Regions from separate parts of the Homo sapiens genome. Here region 2 is linked to region 1. The links are chromatin loops, found by intact Hi-C in ENCODE. Cell type or tissue: Calu3. All regions are shown on one strand.

The links. Hi-C counts contacts between places; a loop is a spot of excess contacts. Peaks named below come from ENCODE experiments on the same cell type or tissue, not always from the same donor. Only the 100,000 strongest peaks of a DNase experiment are listed, where the experiment ranks them.
Region 2: it touches region 1 in a loop (2.5-fold over the local background); 4 of 110 quality-filtered maps call a loop at or near these places.

What each region holds. Positions count from the first base shown.
Region 1 is chr4:92,301,897-92,309,896 of GRCh38, forward strand. It overlaps GRID2 (glutamate ionotropic receptor delta type subunit 2), which reads left to right and starts at 2,070. Exons shown (of 16, transcript NM_001510.4): 1 at 2,070-2,848. The coding sequence starts at 2,761. RefSeq lists a silencer at 3,602-3,896. In Calu3, no CTCF peak of the experiment used is centred here; a DNase peak (open chromatin) is centred at 3,705.
Region 2 is chr4:91,731,065-91,739,064 of GRCh38, forward strand. No RefSeq gene overlaps it. Among named protein-coding and RNA genes, the nearest start is that of LNCPRESS2, 540 kb to the right of the region's middle. In Calu3, no CTCF peak of the experiment used is centred here; no DNase peak of the experiment used is centred here.

The DNA of each region.
Region 1 (8,000 bases):
TTTGACTTTCTCCAGGACAGATACTCATTAGCCAGGACTGGACTAGTTAATGCTCTGAAGTTCTTCCTAGTTATCTTATTCTAAGATATCATGGTGTTCTTTCCATGTTAAATGGTTATAATTTTTCTTGATAGAATACATAATGACTTACCAATTTTTAGAATGTCACTGTAAATAATATTTGAAGGAAGCTATGGGGAGTGCATCTCTTCTTTCAATTCATTATCTGAATAAGCAAAGTATAATCTATGGAATTGCATCAAAACACTTTATAAAGTAAAATGACATTAACACCAACATTAATATAATCAATATTGAGTCAATGTCTACTAATGGAAACAAAAGATAAGAGAATGATCAAAATTGAGAGTAATTAATCAGTGAATGCTTCTTGGAAGCACTGGTTTGTTCCAGATTCAGAAGGAAGTGATGAAATTCAAGTCAACAAAGGGGTTCTCTGTAAAATGCTGTGTTGAATAAAATGTGAATGAGCTTTGGTTTTCACTCTCAAGGCATTTATGATCTAACTTAGTAGTAGTTCTGTCTAACTCTAATACAAAATAGGGTGTGTTACGACAGCATAGAAGATAGATGGATTTATTCCACATTAAAGGACTGGACACTACTTCATGGGCAAAAGGAATTTGAACTAGCCCTTGAGATGGTGAAGGAGAGTGGTTGGGAGGACAAATACGTGCTTTCCAAGCAGAAATATTAACATAAGTAAAAATATGGCAGCAAAACATTTTCTGGAATGTTCAGGAAAAAGTGTACAAGATGAATGAAAACAGCCAGAAGTGAGAATGTACAACTGTGTCTGGAAAAATAGTAACCCAATTCAGAAGGCTAGAGAGAAGGGCTCAAGTGAGGGAACGGGAGGAAAAGAGGTTTGCCAAACTTGGAGGTAAGGCTTTGAAAGGTTGTGTAATGAGCTTGACATCCACACATCCAACATTCCTAAAGAATTCCAATTATAACTGAGACAATATTATGACATTAATACCTGACCTCGACTAGTCACTCGATTGTGTTAACAAATCTTCAGTTTGCAATGAGGCCAGATTGACATAAGTCAATCATTATAAGAAAAGAAGTCACAATGATCAGGATTTTATCTTAAGGAATAAGCTTGCAGAAAATCCTTTCACTGGAGACTGAGAGGCTGTCATTCAGGACTTCCTCAGCTTTTTCCATGGAAGAGAGTACCCAACTTCCTCATTCGGAATTTATCTACATAGGTTATTAAGCTACTCAATGAAATATTTTGACCAAATGTTTATGAAAAATTTTTCTGTTTTATTTAATTATTCTGCTTTTTTATTTTAATTTCAAGATCTTTTCTATCCTGATAGAGAAGAATTTCTATCAATAGAAAGGATTTCAGGAACCTTTCTCTATCCTGATTGCCTAAAAAATACACTGGAGACAGAAAAAAAAAATCATTGTATAAAAGGTAATTAGCACGTTCTCTCCTTTTTATAACTTTATAATTGAAATCTCATTAAAAGCTTTCTAGGTCTGTATTTCCCTAAGTGACCAGGTGTCCCTAATTTGTTTTCAACCAATGTGACTAATTCCAGGCAAAGACTAGAAAAAGTCTGATACCTGTTAGAGAATAGCAAGGTTAAATAAGTGGGGTGGCTTTTTTAGGTTGCATTTAACCTCGTAAAATAAAGAAAGGAAAAAAAAAGCTTCAATGTCTTTTTACAGTCCTGCCTTTTTCTCAGTCCCGGTTGAAGATTCCATGGGAAATGAGAGCACTATTTTGTTTCTCCCTTGTATTGCAGATAGGGGGAGGAGGTGGTTATTAGAGAGAAGCTCTTCCTCTCTTGGTTTCCCCCTCTCTCCGCCTGACAGCACCGCTCTCTCGCAGGCTCGCTCCTTCTCCTAGGTGATCCATTTCTAGGCAACGTGGGGCTGGTGCTGAAGCTGCCAGGCTCGCTCCTTGCTTCCTGCATCCCGCCAGGCGAAACGCTCCAAAAGCATCCTGCAGCCTGCGGCGGCTTCCCTCCTCTGGCCCGGCCCCGCTGCTCGCGCCCGGCGCAACCCCCCCGCCACCGCGCCCCAGCAAACCGGCTCCCCGGGCCCGCCTCGCCAAGCTGCGTTCCGCGCCTCACGCAGAAAGGGAATTTTCTCTGCATTACTATCTGCATTACCTTGAAGTTCACTTTTTCTACCCCTCTTGGAGAGGGCTTTTTTCCCCCCTCCCTGGTGGAATCTGGCTGCTCCGTTTGGAATCTCCTAATCTTTCCTTTCCACTTAGATTCTGGCAGCGAAGACCAGTGATTCTCTGCGGGCTGTAGGGGCGGGGGCGGGGGTCTTTTTTGGTCCGAGAGGGTGCGGGGAAGGGGGCACATCCGGCGTGAGGGGGGTGTTGGAAGTTGCAGCGGAGCTGGGACCGGAGACCCGCGGCCCCCGCGCAGCGATGGGTCTGATCTGAGCCCCAGCCTCTCCCCCTGCCCAAGAGCAGTAGAGGCTGGATATATTTTTCAAAAGCCAAACTGCAAACAACTCTGGCGATGCCAAAATTCCCCTCCAAGTGACACGGCTTTGCGAAGGAGGTTTCCTCAGGCTGGGCTCTTTCTGTCATTCCCTTCTGCCTTTCTCGGCGACGATAAAAGGCTTTGCTCTGGCAATAGGAATTTAGAAAAAAAGAAAAAGCTGCGCTAAACTCCACCGTGACCTCAAACTCTTTGGACTGTTTGAAAAAAAAAAAATTGGAAGAAAATCCATCCTCCAAGAGAATCGGCATAGGAGGAGATGGAAGTTTTCCCCTTTCTCTTGGTTTTGTCCGTCTGGTGGTCTCGAACCTGGGACTCGGCGAATGCGGATTCGATCATTCACATCGGTAAGAAAGTGTTGGTGCAGCTCGTGGTTACTTTTACCGTTTCAGTTCTCAAATGTTTCCCCTTCGCTTTCCCCCTCTCCGGTCTCTGTGTGTCTTGTTGGAGGTGGCTTCAGTTCATTGCCCCTTCCCGCTACCCTTCCCTCACACTTGCTCAGTTTTCTGAAAGGATGTGGATGCTCGAACCTCGACTGACTTGTGCTGTTGTTTTGCAGTGATTCGTGGAATGTGGCTGGATGCGTGGGGGTCTCGAGTTGACCTGAGTGTGAGTGTGTGCTGGGAACTGCAGGGGGATTCTAAGTGTGTGGGGAAAGGGAGTTTAATTGACTCTTATCTTCCATATTTTTTTTCCCGGATGTACATTTGCTCCATTTAAAAATTTATCTTTGGGGGAGCAGAGAAGCTGTCACCTGTGAGATGAAAAGAACTGGGCTGGGGGGTAGGGGGAGCTCCCTTCGGATCGAACAGGTGGTTTTGCAACGTGAGCCGGCTGAGTTCGCCGCAGCTTAGTGCGATGGTGACGGGGGTGCCGGATGCGCCCCCAGCCACCCTCTCTTCTCACATCTTCTTGGCTTTATGATCCTTGCGTGTAGTCTTTGAGACGGTGGCAGGAGGGGCTGGCGGCAGTGTCGCCAAGGACTGATTGTCGCGTGCCTCGCCTCCTCGGACACGCTCCCGGGGCCTGGCGCGGCGGCGAAACTGACCCCGGGGCGCTTGGGAAACGCGGGGAAGCGAATGCGCGCAGGCTGCTCCCGAGGTCTGCTTAGCAGATATCCGCCTTGCCTCGCCTCGCCTCGCCTCGCAGTCAACTCCGAGTAGCCGCGCAAGGCAGACAGCGAAGGCGCCGGGACTACTGCGGGCCGCGACTCTGAGAAGGACTGCCGAGCGGGCTCCGAGATGCTGGTGGCCCCACCTATTGGCAACCAGACGGGCCGGGACTGGCCGCGGCGAGCAGGGGCGGGCGGGGGGCTGCGCGTCATTATCATGCACAGCGCTCGCAGCTTCAGGCTCCAACTCTACTCACTTGCTAATCCGTGAGAGCTGAGCGGGAGACAGGCTCTTGCAGCCTTTTCTGCGTTAATGCGACGATTTCTTTTTCGGAAATTCGCTTACCGAGCCAGCAAGGTTTCTTTGCTGGGCTGCAGAGAGGTCCCTTTGGGGGAATTTTTCTGGGCACAGGACTTTTATCTGTACGCATGGCTTGGTGTTCTGCAAATTGAGGCGACAGATGGGTCACAGCTTCTCCCCTTTCTGTACCCCTGCTTCTCCACCGCACAACACGCATACACATACACACACGCACGTACACATACTCCTGGTAGGGGAATCTGCTGCAGGTGGCGATTGTGCCCGCCCAAGCGAGGGATTTCTGTCTAGCGTGCGCGCCCACAGTGGCCAGCCCCTCCGCTCCAGGGGGCTCCCTCTCTTGGTCTCAGAGGCTGTCTTTGTAAACATGTCTGCCATTCTCTATCATTTATATCAGTAGAACTGTCTGTCTCTGTGCAAGGGGTAATGAGGTCAGGATTCAGAAAACCTAGCGTTTGTGCATTAAGTAAGTCAAGCACTAATAGCTTGCCTGCTGGATCCCGTTTTGCCTGGGGGCTAACAGTGCCTACAGATTCAGAACTTTTCAGCAAGAAATTATGGTCTCATTGAGTGGTTCAGCAATGTTCTGATAGAGTTCAGAAATGAACTATGCTCCTTTTAGAGAAATGGCATACATTTATATCTAGTTGTAAATGATTGGAGCAGGAATGCAGATATATAATCATAATACCTTTATATTCATTGTATGATTAGGGATTTCTGATGTAGGCTCCTCATCTCTCAGGAGGGAAAGCCTGTGGAAGAATGCTTTTTTTAAATCGCTTATTCTGTGGTCTGCATGATAAATACATTATTTACAAATACCTACAGCTTTTGCTATCCCTTACTAGTTAAATATTATTTTGCAATGCAGTCTGGACATCTGTTTCAAAATAGAACAAAACTGTTGTATTTTTTAGTTTGTATACTGTTGTCTGTCAGAGTGGCTATAATCACATTTAAAAATTAACTGTGTACAAATTACAGATTTCTTTAGAAAGTTGGTTGTATACATTAACTGTGTATATCCTACTAACAGATATAGTTACTTCTGAGACAATTAATTTGACTTGAATATAATTAGTACATTAGATGAGATAATTAGCTGTTTTATAGACTACCTAATATTGTCATGAGGCTAGCAAATTGTTTCAAAAACTTTATCTTTTATAATATATCGAAAAACATTAACTCCTAAATTAAAAAAATAAAAAATGATGACGGGTAGTATGTGTGTAATTCAGTGCCTCCACCCCTACTCTCAGCAAAAGTATAGTAAATTCAAAACCGAATGTCCATATTAAAATTGTAAAGCACCAGTTAACATGAATTGGATTAGTTTCCTTACTTGTTTGAATAGGAAAAGAATTAATTTTCTTTAGGAGGTGTTGCCTTCATTTAAATATTTAATGTGAGAAATATGTTTCTGGGGAAATATATTAGTTCAGGACTGAAGGAATGAATGTGATGAAACTGGAGGGAAAGGGAATATTTCACCTCTAGCGATGGAAGGAGATATGCAGAAATGAAAGGTTTTCCCAGCCTCATGTGATGTGTTCAAGCAGAAAGTAGCTGCAATATGTAGTTCAGGCAAACTGGAAAGATGAAAAGACACTGCTCTAAGAGGCTTTTTATATATTGAATTATTTTGGTATTGAACCAACTTATATATACATGAAAATCATCTCCTTCTTTCTCTCTTTCTCTTCAGTTTTTACCTCATGCCGGTAGTTTAATAAGGTCAATTACACATTTTAAACTCTAATATGTTTTGTTAAACATATTGATTCACTACAGTGATGAAACATAATGGTTAAACCATAATGATTGAAATGAAAATGTATTTATTTTAGTCAAAAATGCACAATTTTATGATTACTTTGAGTTTCAAATATTTAAAAATATTTAATCATTACGTATATTTTTAATACACATCCACACACAGATACACAACCATATAGTATTTAAAAATGAATCACTTCCATTGTGATCTTCTTTGCCCCAATTAAAGAAAGGTCTTTTGACATATAAAAACTATGCAATTTTGAATTATGCTTCTACTTTGAGCCTATGCATTGATTGAGTAATTTCATCAGACCCACATTACTTGATTGCTTAGAAGTTTCCTAATGATCTGCATGCTGTAGGAAGAACCAAAAAGTCGTGAGTGGAATGGCAATGATACTGTGTTTTATGAGGCTATTCAGAAGTCGCTCTGATTTATGTAGCTAGAAAGCTCCAAAGTCTTTGAGATTAGCCACGCTGACTGCTATTTTCTTCATACATCAGTCGTCCCACACTCTTTACTCCCTAAACACAACAGGAGTTTAGAGCACTGCTTTAATTCAGCAGGGATTAGGTGGCATTTCCAGTCAACTGCACAGTTTGTGTTTTGCTTCATATCAACTATGGAAGATCTCATGTTTTAACAGTTTAATATATGCTCCTTTCTTTATCTGGTTCCTGTGCTCACAGAACTGATTGTAAATTAGCTGTCCTCAGTTATACATCTCTACAAGGGAACACTCAAACAGTGTACTTATTCATATATTATACAAATCACTAGCATATTTTTGTTGTTTTCAGTCATAGTAAAATACCTTATGTCAACATGGAGTAGAAAAGATGCATTTATTCATGTTTTTCTCACAAACAGATGATACTTTATCCTCTGAAATCATAATCAGCTGTGATATTATATTTGAGAAACCTAAGATAATCCACAGAATATTTTCACTATGAGAATGTTCAAATTAAAGTACAAAATCGGGTAAATAAAAGGTGTCAACACATTAAAAACAATAATAGATTGTAAATGTAAAATACCAGTTATTCTTACTTCTGCACTAAGGATTATTTTGACAATTACAGCATATAAAAGCATTCCCAGAAGATGTGCTGTTCTTTTACCATTTTTTTTTTTCAGTTGACTACATGATTTGCATTGGTTAATGATAACCCCCAGGACTCCTCAAGGATTTTTTGGATTGTGTAAGATGTCTCAATGATATTTTATCCTTTTTCTACTTATAGTAGTTGTTTGTTCCTGAAGTTCTTGATAACTGTGTAAACGTCTAGAATGTACTAAGGGACTTGGCTTTACTATTCTTCTCTGTATCATTAATACAGTTATTTGAAGCACAATTCAAGTGTGTATTAAGTTAGACAATGTTGTTATTAATCAAAGATACCAACTATGACATGACTAATAAGCCATTACACTAAGGGCCTTTGCTTTCTACGCCAGGTGAAATGTACATCCACTAAATATCTGTTATAAATTTTAAGCCAAATAGGAATAAAAATCCAGGTGATTAACTTTTGATTTATTAAAAAATAAAAGCCAATTGAAATTGTTAGGAGTGATGGAAGATACATTTTATTCCATTCTGATATCTCAGGCTAATTTTATCATATGGTAATTTTATCTTAAAGGGCCATTGCAATTTCAAAAGCACACTTTTTAATCCAGAAGTTTTTTTTCTTCACCTACACCTACGTATATGACTTTATTTTAAAAAGTAAGATATTCACATTTCTATTGGATCATCATGATATTTTAGATTACAGACAGCATATTGGTGAGTAGCAATACTTAGAATGTATTACTATAGTATAATGTTTATTAGAAAATACATTTATGGCCTATAAAGATATCTTTGCCATTAGGTGTCACTGCATTCTGAGCTGTATTTTTTTTTTTAGTACTACTTGAAAACCACATGAAATATTTTTAAAAATCTCAGAAAAAAATGTCATTTTAATGAGGTTTGTGATGCTGTAAGAAAATAGGTAGTTTTTATTTTCAAACTAGAAAAATAAATATGATCCCTGTCTCTTATTCTTGTAAGAATTTAATGCTAGGACATATCAACACACCTGATACCCTCTAAACAAATTAGATTGCTAGACCTAGTGATACAATTTTTTTTCTTATATTTAAAATAGGAGAGAAATATCTTCTTAAACTAATACTTATTCTCTATGAATAAAATCTAAGACACCTGGAAGGATGCAAGTGTGTTTAATACTGCTGGAGTAAACACACATTAGTGAATAAAGTAGTTTG
Region 2 (8,000 bases), 570 kb before region 1:
CCAGGTCTTTGTCTATAAAGCCTAATTATAAACATATGCTCATGAAATCAGAAAAGTTCCATACATCTAACCACTTATCTTTCTAGGAAAAGTGAATAATTGTATGTTCTGCTTGAAATTCTGCCCTTTGGAAATATTTCCTTCCCTCTCAGTTTCCCAGCATCACCTTCAGTGGGATTATAATGCTACACAACCATGCTTTAGTATTTTCTTACCCACTGTGGCAGGTTCCATTTTTAGCTTCAATTTTAATTCTTCACTGCTTCATGAACAAGATTCATGGCCATGTTACTTTTTAAATTACTCTCACTAAGCCATCAGAGTATGAGTCTTTACTCATTTTCTTAGATCTTTCTTTGTGTCTTTGCCCAATAGAATGCAGCTGAAGTGCTGATGTTCTAGTTCTGACCAAGGTCTTACATATTTCCATATACTTTCTCGCACCTTTGTCATTACCATGAGGAATATGGTGAAGCTTCCCTGGACAGCGAAGCCTGAAGCTGAATGCCCCATCTAGCTGCAGTGAGAATAAAATTCACCTAACTGAGCATAGAAAACATCAGCTAAATCTCAAGACCCAAATATACAGATTTGTGTGCAATAATGAGTGATTATTATTGAAAACCACTTCATTTTAGAGTTAGATGCACCGCATTATTGTGGCAATAGCTACACAATATACTCAGTAGCAAGATGGAAGGGAAGTCTTTATGAAATCATAATCGTGAGTTAAGGAAAGGGTGTTAGTGCAGCAGGACTGAGTGAAATAAGAGTTGGGTCACTGAGTAAAAACATACTTATAAGGATAAAGTTAGATAAAATGTCAAGATTAGCAGTCTTGAAGCATTCTTCTTCATAGAAACAGCATAGCCAAGAAAAAACTGTCAGAATCAACTTTGTCGAAACCCTGGAAAGCACTCAAAGATTTAGAGCAATGCAAATAATATCAAATCGAAACAAAAATAGGCAAATTTTAAATGTAGGAACACCTTGTGGCGTTTTTATTTGACCTTTCTCTAATACTCCTTAGCTCAGTGATGGTCTTAAAGATGGCATCCTGTGTTCCCAATATGAACCCTGTTCTCTGGATCTAGAGAGAAAGAGCAGACCTTACTTAAAAAGAGCTGTATTTCTTCATTCTAACCTGCTCGATGGCTATTTGAAGGATTCATGCAAGGTACTTGTCTGTGTTTTGCCTAACTAGCAACGACGGACATAAAGACTGTGCACATTCCTCCAAAAAAAATATTAAAACTGTAAAATTGAGAAAAAAAACCCATAACGACTTGTGACAAGAGACTGTGATTGAGGCATACAGTAGAGTACTTAAAGCTTGGAAGAAAAAGCTAGGTAAAGAGTTTCTTCGGGTTATCTTGTCATTTCAAAGTGCATATATGGACTAGAGTATTAGAAAGCTATGCACATGGCCAGAATAGGACATAAGCTAAAAACAATGAGAAGACTTTATACTTTTCTGTCTGGCTGATGTCTAGTCTCAAAGCAAACCTGGCTGATCATTGAAAGAATTCCCTAGCACAGAACCCATCTTCAAAGATTGGGTGAACTTTTTTCTTCTTCTTCTTCTCTTTTTTTCTTTCTTTCTATCCCACTCTCACTCTTGCTCTTGTTCTCAATCTTTCTCATGTTTTTAATCTCATTGTGTCTTTTTTTTGCTCCTTCTTGTCAAAGAAATATCTGTCAAAACATAGTCAAACAAAATCTAAAGAGACTTCAGAGAATACACATTGCAAATAATACATAATTTACAAAAATGTCTTAGAAAAGTCACTAAACAAACAAATAATTACAGCCTATAGCAAACAATATGCCACTTCAGGAAAAAAAATTACTAAGTAGGCAAAGAAAACAGAAATGATAGTTTACTCACTGGGTAAAAGAACAGAAACTTCCCCTAAGGAAGTAGAGACATTAGATTTACTAAGATACTTTAAATAAACTATCTAAATATACTCAAAGAGTTAAAGGAAATTATGGAAAAAGAGCTAAAGAAAATCAGGGTAATTATTTAGGAACCTAATGAGAATAAAAATGAAATGATATAAATTATAAAAACTAGATGGCTAAAAAGTAGAATAACTAAAATTAATAATTCATTAAAAAAAGGATTCAGCAGCAATTTTGAACAGGCAAAACAATGAATTAGTGAACTTTAATATAGGTCATTTGAAATAATCTTATCTGAGGAACAATAAGAAATAAACAAATAAAAGTGACTGGAGCCTAATAGACCTGTTAGACATCACCAGAAGAATCAAAATATTCATATGGGAGCTCCAACAGGAGAACAGAGAAAGGGTCAGAAAGAATATATAAATAAATGTGATGAGAAATTTACCTATTAGATGAAAGAATAAATCTACACATCTAAGAGGCTCAACAAACTCCTAGTAAAGTAAATGCAAGGATATCTACACCAAGACACATTATAATTAGCCTATCAAAAGACATAGACAAATAGAATCTTGAAAGCAGCAAGAAAGAAGCAACTCGGCCGGGCATGGTGGCTCATGCCTGTAATCCCAGCATTTTGGGAGGCTGAGGTTGGTGGATCTCGAGGTCAGGAGTTCGAGACCATCCTCACCAACATGGTGAAACCCCGTCTCTACTAAAAATACAAAAATTAGCTGGGTGTGGTGGCACACGCCTATAGTCCCAGCTACTTGGGAGGCTGAAGCAAGAGAATCACTTGAACCTGAAAGGCGGAGATTGCAGTGAGGCGAGATCACACCACTGCACTCCAGCCTGGCAACAGAGTGAGACTCTGCCTCAAAAAAAAAAAAAAAAAAAAAAAAAAAGCATTCCTCATGTACAAAGAAGTTGCAATAAGATTAATGGCAGATTTATCCTGAGATGTATGAAGGCCAGAAGGTAATGAATGTATTTAAAGTGCTAAATACACTTTAAATGTATTTAAAGTGCTAAGGGAACAAAAAGAAGTCAAAAAACAATTCTACATCTTGAAAATCTGTCTTCCACAAATGAGGGGAAAAATAAGACATTTCTAGATAAAACAAAACCTAACAAAGTTTGTTAACTATAGGCTAGACAACTGGATGTTAACATGAAAAATATGAAGCTGGACTCCTACTTTACACCCCACACAAAATTAACTCAAAATGGATCAGCAGCCTATATGTAAGAGCTAAATCTATAAAACTCCAAGACGAAGACATGGGGGTAAACCCTCATGGCCTAGAATTTGGGAATAAATTGTTAGACATAATACCAAATACATAAACAACAACAAAAAAACAGATTCTACAAAAATTAAAAATCTCTGGATATTAAAATACATTATCTACAAAGAAAAAAAGCAACCTGTAGAATGGAAGAAAATATTTGTAAATTACTTATATAATAAAGGCCTAGTATCTAGAATATATAAATACATTTATAAGTCAAAACACAAAGGCAACACCATTAAAAAATGGGCAAAGTCCTTAAATAGACACTTCCCAAACAAGATATATAAATGGCCAAAAAGCACAAAAAAAGACTGTCACCATCATTAGTAATTAGAGAAAAGTGAATCAAAGCCACAATGAAGTATCACATTACACTGATTTGTATGACAGTAAAATTAAAGAAAAAAATAAACTAGTGTTGGTGAGGATGAGGAGAAATTGTAACCCTCATAAATTTCTGGAGGGAATATAAAATGGTTTAGTCAATGTGGAAAACAATTTGGTGGCTCCCCAAAAAGTTAAACATAAAACCACCAAGGTATCCTGTAGTTTTACTTCTAAGTGTATGCAATGAACATTTATAGAATGATTACTCCCCATAGCCACAAGGTGGAAGCAACCCAAGTGTCCATCAACAGATAAAGAAAATGAAGTATATACATACAATGCAACATTGTTAAGCAATAAAAAGGAATGAAATTCTGATATATGCTACAACGAAGATGTACCTAGAAAACACTGTGTTGAGTGAAAACAGCCAAACACAAGAAGACAGATATTATATTATTCTGCTTATATGAAATATCTAGAATTAGTTAAATTCATAAAGACAGAGAGTAGACTGGATGCTGCAAGAGGTTTAGAAGAGGATATCATAATGAGTTTTCACTTAATGCGGACAAAGTTTCCATTTTAAGTCATGAAATATTTTGACAAATTGATAGTGGTGACGTTTGCATAACATTGTGAATGTAATTAATGCCACTAAATTTTACCCTTGGTAATGAGGAAAATGGCAAATTTTATGTAAAATAAATAAATAAAGTGAAGCAAACAAAAATATGTCTGAATATATGTTTACTGCAGATATCTGGTAATAAAGCTGTACTTGTAATGAAATTCTGATAACCTTTTTTGGAAAAAGCTACTAATCAAACTTTGGAATCTATTGATATCAGGAAACATTTGGAGGCTAGTCTAATCCAAACTGTCTTCTTTTTGTTTTCCAAATAAGACTTCGGATTCGTGAGCATCCTTGTATTAAGAATTATTGTGTAGTTTTAGTAAAAATTACACTAAGAAGCTCATCATACATATTCCCAGTCTGATTACTCCAAATTAAGGTATCCTATACAATACTTAGCACCGATATTAAAGAGATAATTTAGGAGTTTGAAATTCCATCTCCATGACTTCTCTTAGTAAGCCAAAACTGGAACACTATTATCAACTTTATTGTAAATATTAAAATAGTTTTGATCAAAATATTTAAGAAATTATTTTTAGGTGGTCATAGAAACTCCCTGCTTTTTTGAACTTTCTTAGGATTGAAACATAAAGATATGACTTTCTTTCTTTAAGCTCTATAGCACAATCATAAGAAGCTTCCAAACACAGAGTCAGTATATTCATTGTCAATCTTATTCTATTTTGGTAGCCTCATGATCCATCAAAACCTTGACTTCAATAGGTATTTCATACCAACTAGCAGTTGTTACTGTAAGTAATTGATTCCCTGGTCTGTGATATGATATCATAAAATTATGTCCCATCTGCTAATATTAACTTGATTTTCATTAGTATCAAACCAATCAGATCAAAGAAGCAACCACAGCTTCTTCTTTTTCTAAAGCTGAGTGGCCACAAACATTTTTCATACCACTGTGTGGTTTAGATTATGCAGAAAGTATTAATAGGAGGATATAAAATTATTGAAGGGGCTAGAGGAGCAAGTTCTAGACTGAACTTACTTGAAGCTAAGTTAAGCCAGTCCTTTTGCTACTGCCACATATGGGAAAGCTGCTGCTGCTACTTTAGGAACAACCTATGCAAGAGAGTGAGGCTATCACCATTGCAGCCAGACATGTGATCTAGAAAAATAATGTCATTGCTGTAGTAAGCTGTGGATTCAGGAAGCTTCTAACTTCAGAACTATTCCATAACTGTTTGGACCAAATTTAGTAAAATAAATATTCTTCACCCTTTCTCTCTTTCACATACCTTAATTCTGAATTGGTAGAACTGGATTCAGAATTCAAATTTTAAGGAGATTGAAAAGAATATTGAGCAAATGCTATGGTTTGAATGTGTCCCACAAATTTTATGTGTTTGAAACTTAATCCCCAAATTCATATGTTGATGATATTTGGAGGTGGGGCCTTTGGGAGGTATTTAGAATTAGATAAGGTCATCAGGGTGGGGCTCCCACATGGGACTGGCAGCTTTATAAGAGGAGGAAGAATGACCTAGGCTAACATGTTCTTGTCCTCTTGTTATGTGATTCCCTGTATCATGTTATGTCACAGCAGGAAGGCCCTGACAAGATGCCAACACCATGCTCCTGGACATAGCCTCCAGAACTGTAAAAAATAAATTTGTTTCTTTTATAAATTACCAGTCTCAAGTATTCTGTACAAAATAAGACAACAAGTTTATACTCCACATAGGAAAAGAACACAAACATGTTTTGCATTTGTTTGCCATTTCTTTGAAAAGATGTAGGACCAACTGATTTTGATAAAAGAAATCCTAGTCAATGCTAAAGAAAGGTTTTCATGAACTGTCTGAATTTGAAATCAAAGGTCTACAGGAGATAGGGCTATTACACATATTGAAGGGTAACTTCAACAGTTAGGAGATGCAAAATTTCTTTCCTTAAGTGGGTAGCACATTTAGCACATTTGATTTGGTGTTTTTGTTTGTTTGTTTTTAACATGGCCATAACCATTTGACTATATTAAATTCCACCCTAGAAATTCAATTCAACATAGAAATTTGAGCAATATTCTATAGTTAGATTTCTAAGCCCTGATTATATTTGGAGCATTGTCTACAGTTTAGATGCTCCCTCCAAAAATTCCTACTGCTGTTCAGGGAGAATATTTATGAACGTCTAAGTTCAAATGCATTATCCTTATTTCTCATTAATTGGCCTTTCTACACATAGCTCCAGAAAATTCTGATCTGTACAATGCATTAGCACCAAAATTTTATCACCATGGTTTCTTCTGTCATGCAGTCTAAATCATTCATAGTCATTTTGATTATTATTAATTTGAGATAAAACTGGGATAATTAGAATAGTTACAATATTTTCTTACACAGATAATAAGAACCACTGAAATTCAATGGCATCAGGAAAAATATCATAAGCTTCATTAATAGATGCAGTTCTGCCATTATTTTTGTTGATGTATTTTAAATGTGTTTTGAAGGAATGATGTTCTTAAATATCGTTGGTATTTGTACGTGCTGCAATGAAAACCATTTCATTTTTCATGGGTGACTATCTGAAAATTGATCATGTACATTCTCAGAGTGCCTAAGGCCATTTGTTTTCCTATTTTCTTTCTACATAAGGTTTAGAAACCTTGGTAAATTAGCATCATCATTAAATTGTGTCTCATCACAAATGGAATCCTTAGTATTAGTGTGTTAGCCATTGATCCTTAAGTTAAGCTGTATTTGCATTTTCAAAAAACAGAGTTAAACTATTATTTTGCCATTTTAAGCTTTCAACCAGGAATGTAAAACTATGTGGAAAAAAACTCTTTTTATGGTGTTCTTGCCACTGAAATCTCAATTTCAACAGACTGGTATTTATTTCAAAATATTTTCCTGCAACATGGTTCAGAGAATTATCATGATAATATGATGTTGAATCCATATATCTTACTCTAAACTTTATCTATTAAAATTTTATTTTAAACTTACAAAAGGGAGAAAAGAAAAGAGAGGGGTGAAGATTGAGAGAAACAGAAAACATAAAAAGATAATGCTAAATCAAAGAATTTTCATATAATTTTAAATTAATATGGGAAATGAAAATGACAGTGATATTTAAAGAAAATTGCAACTGGAGATAATGTACATGATAACCTACTTACGATTCCTTTGTTTCTACAAATCTTTTTTTAGAAGCTTACAGAAGATCATGTAAGAAAAACGTTCTCTTTTTTTTATCACATGGAATATTTTCTGTGCTTTAAACTATCTCATTTACTTCATCAATCTTCATCTAAGGGAAAATTCTAAGTGTAATGTGTCATAGAATTTAAAATAATACTTTAAAAAGTGAAAGTATTTTTGACATGTGATGAAACAAAACATATGTGATTAAAGATAACATTTCAAAATATTATTACTACCATAGATATATAGAATTTGAACATAATAGAAAATCAGTATAGGAATAATGAAATTAGGATCTGGTTGAATCCTTTCACACTGAAAAATCCCTGAAAGTGTTACATATGAACTTTCTTCTTTAGTTAGTAAACATTTATATAATAAATTATGGTTTTGGCCAGGTTCAGTGGTTCACGCCTGTAATTCCAGCACTTTAGGAGGCCAAGGCAGGCAGATCATGAGGTCAGGAGATCAAGACCATCCAGGCCAACATGGTGAAACCCTGTCTCTACTAAAATACAAAAAATTAGCCAGGCATGGTACATGTGCATGTAGGCCCAGTGACTCAGGAGGCTGAAGCAGGGGAATTGCTTGAACCCAGGAGGAAGAAGTTGCAGTGAGCCAAGATTGCACAACAGCACTCCAGCCTGGTGACAGAGGAAGACT